Regions from separate parts of the Mus musculus genome. Here region 1 is linked to region 2. A link is a loop called in an ENCODE intact Hi-C map of the cell type or tissue named here. Cell type or tissue: left cerebral cortex. All regions are shown on one strand. Each heading gives the region's core, and the rest is flanking DNA. Links, peaks and the distances in the headings are about the cores only. Region 1 overlaps Cadps (Ca2+-dependent secretion activator). Region 2 overlaps Cadps (Ca2+-dependent secretion activator).

Evidence for each region. Peaks named below come from ENCODE experiments on the same cell type or tissue, not always from the same donor. Only the 100,000 strongest peaks of a DNase experiment are listed, where the experiment ranks them.
Region 1: a loop joins it to region 2, with 2.1 times the contacts of the local background. A loop is called at or near these places in 1 of 42 quality-filtered maps.

Annotation. Positions count from the first base shown.
Region 1 is chr14:12,398,078-12,402,475 of GRCm38, forward strand. The region is part of intron 29 of Cadps (Ca2+-dependent secretion activator); the gene reads right to left. Among named protein-coding and RNA genes, the nearest start is that of Fezf2, 54 kb to the left of the region's middle. In left cerebral cortex, for the core only: no CTCF peak of the experiment used is centred there; a DNase peak (open chromatin) is centred at 2,212.
Region 2 is chr14:12,447,297-12,451,694 of GRCm38, forward strand. Cadps (Ca2+-dependent secretion activator) reads right to left here. Exons shown (of 31, transcript NM_001042617.1): 25 at 2,426-2,573. Among named protein-coding and RNA genes, the nearest start is that of Fezf2, 100 kb to the left of the region's middle. In left cerebral cortex, for the core only: no CTCF peak of the experiment used is centred there; DNase peaks (open chromatin) are centred at 1,546, 1,788, 3,727 and 3,974; H3K27ac peaks cover 484 bases.

The DNA.
Region 1 (4,398 bases), core at 220-4,219, 49 kb before region 2:
AATTAGCTTGTGGATATTCTCAAAGTCAGTTTGACCTTAGACCTCAATATGCATGTGAGCACACATGCACATGCACTTACACACACACACACACACACACACACACACACACACTTTCTCTAAAGCCCAGTTTATAAGGCTTTTAAGATGCAGTGTGGGGCTGGGTGTGGTGGCACACACTTGCCATTGAGAAATGGAGGCAAGGCTAGGCTGGCCTAAATGGTGATGCCCTGTTTCACAAGACAGAAAATAAACAAGAAAACTGAAAAGTTACAGGAGGGGGGGGGGTCAGAGACACCCCAAATGAACAATGCTTCTATGTTTACTGTTTTAGCACAGTCTTCCACCTATCCTCTGCCCCTGTCCTAGGCATGTATAGATAGGTGTACAGGTCCAGCTCAGGTTCTGGGCCTTCTGTGGCTCCAGCCTCCTTCATGCAAATGGAATTGTTGTCATTGCTGGAGAGGAACCCAAGGCTTCCCATATACTATAGACAAGTGCTCTACTTGACTATCCCTTCAGCACGAGGGTGGGGTCCTGCAGCACAGCTGGGCTCTTTGTTACTTCCTGTTATGTCCTGTGACAATTTTTTTCATGTTTTTTTCAGATCCCATCCAACATAGAATTTATCCCTGCCTATCCTCCTTAACATCAGATAAGAGTATGGGCTGGTTTTAGGCTAATAACAACAACACCAAGAACAACTCACCGAGCTATTTCTGTGTGGTATACCCATTAATCTGTGCTTAACACATATTGTCTTGTTCAGCTCTCTGAATACAAAGAGTAGAAGTCCATTTATTCAAACTATACTTTTACAGAAAAGGAAATGAGCCTGGGGAAGGACCAGAACTGAACTTTGGGCTGTCTAACTGTAAAACTTGTGCTCTCAGTGTGTTTGTGATAAAACGGGACTAGCTCCTTCCAGAGGTAATGGATGGGAGAGGCAGTGAGCCTGGAACCAGGGAGTTTCTGAGTAACCCTCAGTGCTCTATGGGAACTGCACATGGGTGAGTACTAAATTTAAGCTGAGAAGGTTAGGTGCTAATGATTCTTAGCCATTTATTTTTTGTCTCTAGAAAGATGGTTTATGATGAAGCTTGTCAAAAGGACTTTGGAGACGAGTGTGTGAGCTATCTGCCAAGTAGAGCATTCTTCAGGGGCAGAGTCTTTAGATAAAGTCCTTCGGTGATGAAATGGCCAGGGGCAATGGTAATGATTTATATGAACTCAAAACTTCAACAGCCCACATTATTAAGACAAAGGATTTGTGTGAGTGGAGGCATAATTTAGAGCAGGCTTTTATTTTATTTTATTTTATTTTATTTTTCAGTCTCTGCACTGTGGACTTTACAGGGTAACTTTGTATTGTGGGGTGAAGCTGGGCTGTAGGTAACACAGATGTTTAGTTGCATCTTTGACCTATAACTTCTGGCCATACCAAATCATTACATTCCCAAACTCCAAGGTGAGATAGGAGAAAATGTCTCTGAAGAACTAACTCATACCATAAGAAAATGCTTATTTAGACTTCCCAAAAGAAGATGCCTTTAAGAGCAAGAATTTCTCCATCTCAGAATGACTTCCTAGGTCAAAGATATATTTTCTCAACCTAAAGAAGGGAGATTTCCCTAAAGGGAGATTTAGAGAATTTCAATAGAAAACAATACATGAGTTTAACTTTGATGATCTTCCATTTATTGTGTGCAGGTGTGTTCATGCATGTGAACTTGACACAATGTGTGTGTCTGTGTGTGTGTTTCTCCTTCTGCTATGTGAGATGTGAGGATTGGACTCAGGCAACAGTTACCTTTATCAGTTGAGCCATCTCACAGGTTTTTGACTTTGCTGATTTTACATATTATTTGTTCTTTTTTTTTTTTCAATGGGTTTTTGGAGATGAGATGTATTCAGTTGGTTGGGTGCTTGTCAAGAGATGGAAGCTGTGTTTAAGGTCATCATCAGCTTCATGATGAATTCAAAGCCAGTCTGAGCTATATGAGATCCTATTTAATTTTTTTTTTGTCTGTATGAAGTTAATGAGAGGGGTCTTTCTCTTTCATGGTTGGCACATACATTTGGTAATTAATAATAACCCTGTCTTGGATCAGACCTACAATTTTGTTGGCATGACTGGCTTTAGTCCAAGCATAGTCACAGTAAAACTTCTGCCAAAGGCAGGCAAGGCAAATCAAGATGGCGAGCGACACCGCCCTTGAAGGAGATTGACATGGGAATCTTCCTGCTGTGGGTGAACCCGCAGATTCCACTAACTGGACTCTGAGTCAACTTGGCAGGGGTTTAGCAGAACAGTTGGCCAAGAAGCATTCTCGTCTGAACTGGGAATTTGGTGTGAATGAAGAATGTGAGTTGAAACTTCTTTTTGGAGTTTTAGGCATGGGAAAATGTCCAGAATGCTACCTGATAGAAATAGCCATTTTTGTTTGTTTTTAATTTTTTCTTTTGAGATAGGATTTTACTGTGTAGCCCTGGCTACCCTGGAACTCATTCTGTAGACCATGCTGGTCTTGAACTCAAAGAGATCCACCTGCCTCATCCCCCTGAGTGCTGGCATTAAAGGTGCGTGCCACTGCCCGGCCATTTTTCTTTTCTTTTCTTTCTTTCCCTTTCCTTTCCTAGACAAGGTCCCTATATAACTTCAAAATGGAAAGAGAAACCATTGGGTAAAAGCATTTTGGCGACTTAACATACTTCCTCAGTGACTTCTCCTGGCTACTGACAAGACTATTCTAGAGGAAGCAAGCGAGAGAAGGAACACAGAGTCCAAACTCTCTCACAAGCTCTCCCTAGCATGGCTCTAAGTCCCTCAAGTGGAGTGTTTCTTGTAGCACAGCACGGACAGTTGAAATAACTTCTGGTGGACAATGGGCTTGGTGAGTAAGGATTCTGATGAGAAATCAGCTCATCATTGTTGTCATCACCAAAGCATCCTCGTAAACTCATGTGAGATCGTGGGGATGCAGAGGGAAGGTTGACCTTCCTCTAAGAGGTTATCCTGTATGACCTCTTTCCTTCCAGATCAGTGGCTCACAAACAGTAGTGATTTATTTTGCCCTGCCGGTGGAAATGTAGTCCTACCTGGAGACATTTGTTTTCACAGTTTGGGGGATGGCGATTGCTGCTAGCATCTCAAGCAGAAATCACCAATGTGACTTCATCCTTTAAAATATAGAATAGTTCCCACAACAAAGAATTACATAGCTCAAAATGTCAATATGATCAAGTATGAGAAACTTCATTCTAAATAATGTCTTAGAAACTGAAGAATGTAACCTGTTCAAGTGAAATTTTGTTATCATCAATATTTTTGAAAGGTGGAATGGAACATATCAGAGCCAATACATGCAATAATGGTAAATATTGGTTTAAAAGCTGTGTGTACGTGTGTATGTATGTGAGTATGTATGTATGCGTGTGTGTGCATTTGTACATACATATGTGTATGTGTGTATGTGCATGTGAGTATGTGTATTGTGTGTGAGTGTGTCCTAATGGTGCTTAAACTGAACTGCAGTTACGTTGGTTTTTTTTTTTAAGATCTATTTATTTGTGTATGTGAGTACACTGTAGCTGTCTTCACTCATAGCAGAAGACGGTATTGGATCCCATTACAGATGGTTGTGAGCCACCATGTAGTTGCTGGGAATTGAACTCAGGACCTCTGGAAGAGCAGTCAGTGCTTTTAACCTCTGAGACATCTCTCTAGCCCCCATTTGTTCTTTTTTAAAAATTATTTCTTAATGTGTATGTAAGATTCATGCATGCTAGTTGAGTATTCTATCACTGATATTAGTTTTACTTCTTCCAAGTAAGTTTGGAAATCACTGGGTTTGCTTAGTATCTTTTGAACTTTGGTTTATATTTGAAATGCCAGAGGATCCTGGTTGAGTGCAGCTAAGTCTAAGGCTAATACCATGCAGCTTCTACAATATCTCATTGATGATATGCTGGGGACCACTGACTATAGTCGGAGTGCCAGGAACTTGGAGATAATATTTTATAACCTATCATTAAGGACAAAATTAGAGAGTGGTATGGTGGTTCATATCTGTGGCAGAGACAGAAGAATTGCTGCAACTTAGAGGCCAGCCTGGTCTATGTAAGTTTCTGCTAGGGTAACACCAAACAACCCGCCCCACCCCAAAACCCCAAAGAATAACAAAATGCAGCAAGCTTTGAGTAAAAACTCTGGCTTAGGGCCTAGTAGTTGAAACCTTGAAAAAGTAGCCTTAGCCTTTATGGAGCAGAGACAGAAATAGTTTACTGGTTAATCAATGAGAAATATTAACAGTATATCTTATCTACTCTAACAGAATGTGATGATATTTGTTCCACAGAATGTACCTTGGATATTCCATGTGTTTGTGTGTGCATGTG
Region 2 (4,398 bases), core at 154-4,153:
TCTCTCTCTCTACATATATGTATATATATATATACCAAATAACCAAGCTAACAATTGGTCAAAGATATATATCCTGGAATATTATTTAATCACAAATAGAAAGAACAGTGCATGCTACAACATGCATGGATCTTGAAAATATTATGCTAAGTGAAAGAAGGCAGACACCTACCACCCACCTATTGCTTGGTTTTTATTATGTAAAAGGCAATAAACAGAAACAGGCACATCTGAAGAATATAGGTTGAAGATAACGTAGAACTGGGAATATAGGTAGAACACTGGCTATTGATGTATGATTGGTTTCTTTTTAAGACCATGAACATGGCATACAATTGACTGTGATGGCTGCTATGGGAAGACAGCTATGGGAATGTATACTTTTGAAGGATAAATCCTATATGAATGTGATTTATACCTCCATGATTTAAGAAGCAGTAGCAACAGTAATAGTAGTAGTAGTAGTAGTAGTAGTAGTAGTAGTAGTAGTAGTAGCAGCAGCAGCAGCAACAACAACAACAACACAAGCAGTGGAGGCTTTAAGGGGAGAGAGGTTCCAGAGTGATACCATCCCAGAAGCATAAACTGAAACGGTATCTTTAATGACTTAGAGAGATTTGATGATTTAGAGATCTCACAGTAAGATTTGCAAGGTGGACTCTGTGAAAACCATGAACTTCAGAATCCTTCAGGTAAACGTGGGCAAGTGATAGTGTGTAGAGGCTCTAGGGTGGAGAGGAAAGGTGACCCCCCCTCCAGATCAACTCTATTTCTATATTTTTATGTGTTATGCTTCTGCATAAAGTATGAAAAACTGATTCTGCAGCTAGAATAGGCCAGATAAAAGTACACCAGTGATATCATTTTACAGGTGGGAAAACTGAGGCTCAAAGAGGCTGCCAGGATTATCCAAGTCCAGTTTGCAGCACAACTCAAGACACTTTTCCAGGTGACTGGCAACCTAGGATACCCTTCCCATTGTTTCAACATCTCTCTCTCTGTGTCTCATTTTCAGACAACTGGGAGCCTCAGATCAGTGCTTCTAGGTTGTGTCTTCTAGGATTGCCACCAATGTGGGTATCCTCATCAGAGATAGCCACAGAAGCCTAAATTCCTGTGTGTAAGTGGGGTGTTTTTTTTTAATTTTGGTAACATGTGCATTTATGTATCTATGAAGGTGCATGTGTGTACGTGTGTGGTACATATGTGCTCATTTTTGTATCTGTGTGCTGGTGCATGCATGTGTGGGGGATGCCAGAGGATATCTTGGATGTCATTCCTCAAGAATTGTCCTCCAGAAGTTTAGATTCTTTTAACACAGCCCAGACAAGCTGAAATACTATGATATGAATCTCCAGGGAATTCTGGATGGTTGATGCACAATGAATTTGTAGAGAAGTTTTCTGACTCTTTTGCACAGGTGCTTTGGGAATGAGAACCCAGGGCTCTGTATTGACTCTGGTGCCTAGAGCTTTAACTTCATGGGGGAGGCTCAAAGGAAATCAGCTAGAGCAGAAGCTAGCAGGGGTGGCTGAGGAAGCTCACTTGTGGGGGAAACAAGGTTGGAGGAGATCTTGCCAGAAGAGAACACCACCAACCCACATATAAAATGGAAGGTGCCGAAAGAGAAAATAAATAACGAACAAGGAGCAAATATAATTTAGTAAAAATTCTGAGCATGTAAGGCTGGTATCGAAAGATCTGATTTAGGAGCAATTTATGCCAATTGGCAACAGTATAGAGTTGCCAGAAATGTTACTGAATTAATTCTAAATTGGTATATGAATATCTAGCTGGCTTAAGGCCATCGGAGGAAAATGATCATGATCGTCTTTGATCAAGTCCAAGTTGCTGCTTCCTTCTCCTTCACGTTTTAAATCTGACTTTAGAATCAGAAACTCTGCAAAGGAATAAACTTCTGGTCAGGGCAGATTCACAATCAATTCATTCTAGGGAAAACTGAAAGCCTGAAAATTGCTTTGGACTTGCAGAACCTACTGGCATAGCTTGGGAGTGGCTTGAAGTTGGTTGGATTTCTCCTGCTAGCCACATGTTCATGGGCTAAGATGTACTACTCATGGAAAGAGACTAGCATTCGGACACTCCCATATCTAGTACAGAGAATGGCCTAATAAATAAGGTCATCAAACATCCTTTAGCTTAGAGAAACCTTACAACCACTTGAACTCCAGCCAAGAACTACTTCCAAGTGACTGGCACGCTCATCAGCGCGTGCCTCAGAAATTGACTTGACAGATACTGAACACTTATCCATGGCTTAATCTGCAAATATTAAGAATGTATTTCTAAAACTAGCAGACTTGGGAAGAAATTTGTGAAGTTTTCTTGTATATGATCAATGGAGAGAGAAGAGGGGGGAGGAGTGAGGGAGGGGGAAGGATTTTATTATTATTATTATTTTTACCTCTTGGCCCATTTCCATGCTGCAAAGTTTTGTTGATTGAGCTTTGGCATCAACCATAACATTAAACATGGTGCATATTGACTGTGGGACTCGAAAATCTGTTGATCGACTGGTTTTTTGCAGCTTAACTTCAAATGCAATCCTGGTTCTATTAAAACAAAGGAGGGATAGAATAATTCAGCATTCAGATGGCAGGAGGTAGAGGAGACACTTCCTGAGAGGCTAGTGCAAAAGAAAGTTGAAGGTTGTAGTAAGTAACCCAAAATGACTCCATACACGTTCTTTTTCAAGTGACTTTCCCTTTCTTAGAAGGGCTTCTTTGTGTGGACAGATCTCTGTGCATCTAAGGAGGGCTTCTTTAAACCCACTCTTCCTCAGCAGTTCACAGAACACCTGTAGCTCTATGTGCTATCTATAGATTACATGGTATGGAGAGCCCTAATTGTAGGAGAATAAATGAATTAAAAAAAAAGCCCTGATTATAGCATTACAACATATGCAGCTTCTCTCACATTGGCAAGTGCCTACCTCGAGCACTTCACTTAAAAAACCAAACACAAGCAGGCAGTTTCTCATCTTCAAAACTCCAGTGTGGAGAAAAAGCTTAAATGACCCTTACTATTGTTTCCTTTTTCTTTTGGTTTTGAAAAGAAATTTAAAAATTCTTGAAGTCCAAAATTGTTATTATATTGGTTGAAAAAGTAGAAAAAAATAGATTGAGCTTGCTAAAGAATCATTAGAAGAAAATGTATCAATCCATGGAAACGGCTGCCTTTGGGGATGGATGGGAAGCCATGTCCATGGCCACTCACGGCGTAGCTTTTGGCTTTGTTTTGTTTTCGTTACCATTGTTACTATTTTTTAGTAAGTAGATATTCTTTTACATAATTAAATAGCAATAGTAATTTCTTTGGCATACAACTATATTACAGAAACTCCATGCGACCATTTTTTTTTTAACATAATGTTGATATAGGTCTTGGCACTGCTATTTCGCAAGGGGACCCAGCTCTGTTTTAAAGGTTTCAGAGAAGTGGGTCGCATCCTCGCATATCCTTTGGGAAAGCACTCAGTAAATAAGTGGCTTCATTAACGTCTGCCCGTTATCTAGCACATTGGTTGCTTCTCTGCATTGCCCACTGCTACCTTCCAGAGCTCATGCAGCCACCAGGATGGCATGGCTTTAAGAGGAATCAGGAGCTATTTTCTATTGGTGCATAGGAGGACCACACAGCTAGTTAGCTCAGGAAAGGATGCCAGCTCGCTAGCACACCCTGGGTGCATGTAGGGAAGCCAAGTATAATTTCTAAGGTTGGAAGCCCAGTTCCTAAGGGGAAAAAACACCCTCAAAACACCCCTATAGATTATATGATCATGTTAAAGTTAAATGTATCTTGGCTCCTAAAGACTCAGTGCACTGAAGTAGCTTTCTAATCATGATGATCATTTTAAGCTCTGCTGAAAATACATCATTTTCTAGCTCTGTGAAAAGGAGGCCTGATGGGTACTGAGTTGGACTGGGCCCTGTGCTGATCTTCTGAGGCTTATGTGCTAGTTCCGGCCCAATCTGAGAAATGGAAATGCTAAAGCTCTCCTTTCCAATGAAGCAAGCGTCTTCCCTTTTCACATTTCTCTTCACAGGAGAACTGTTCCTAGCCTGTAGAGTGCAGGGCTGTGAAAAGAGGAAGGCAGATGTGGAAAATGAATGTGACTGAGAGAGTTCTACGGGTCCACAAAGCCAGGAATAGAGACGTCACTTAACCCAATTGACTCCTTGAGGGTAGAGCGCCTATGCTTTGTTTTGCACCTAGACTGGATAGAGACCAGAGGCACTGTCACTGTCTGGTGAGTGTCAGAAAGCCATGGCCCACTGTCCTTACCATGTGGCTCTAGAACAAAGGTTATTTATTCTGTCCCAAAGAAATAATATGTTATTCCAACATATATTCTATGCCTTAAAAGCCAAGTCAGGG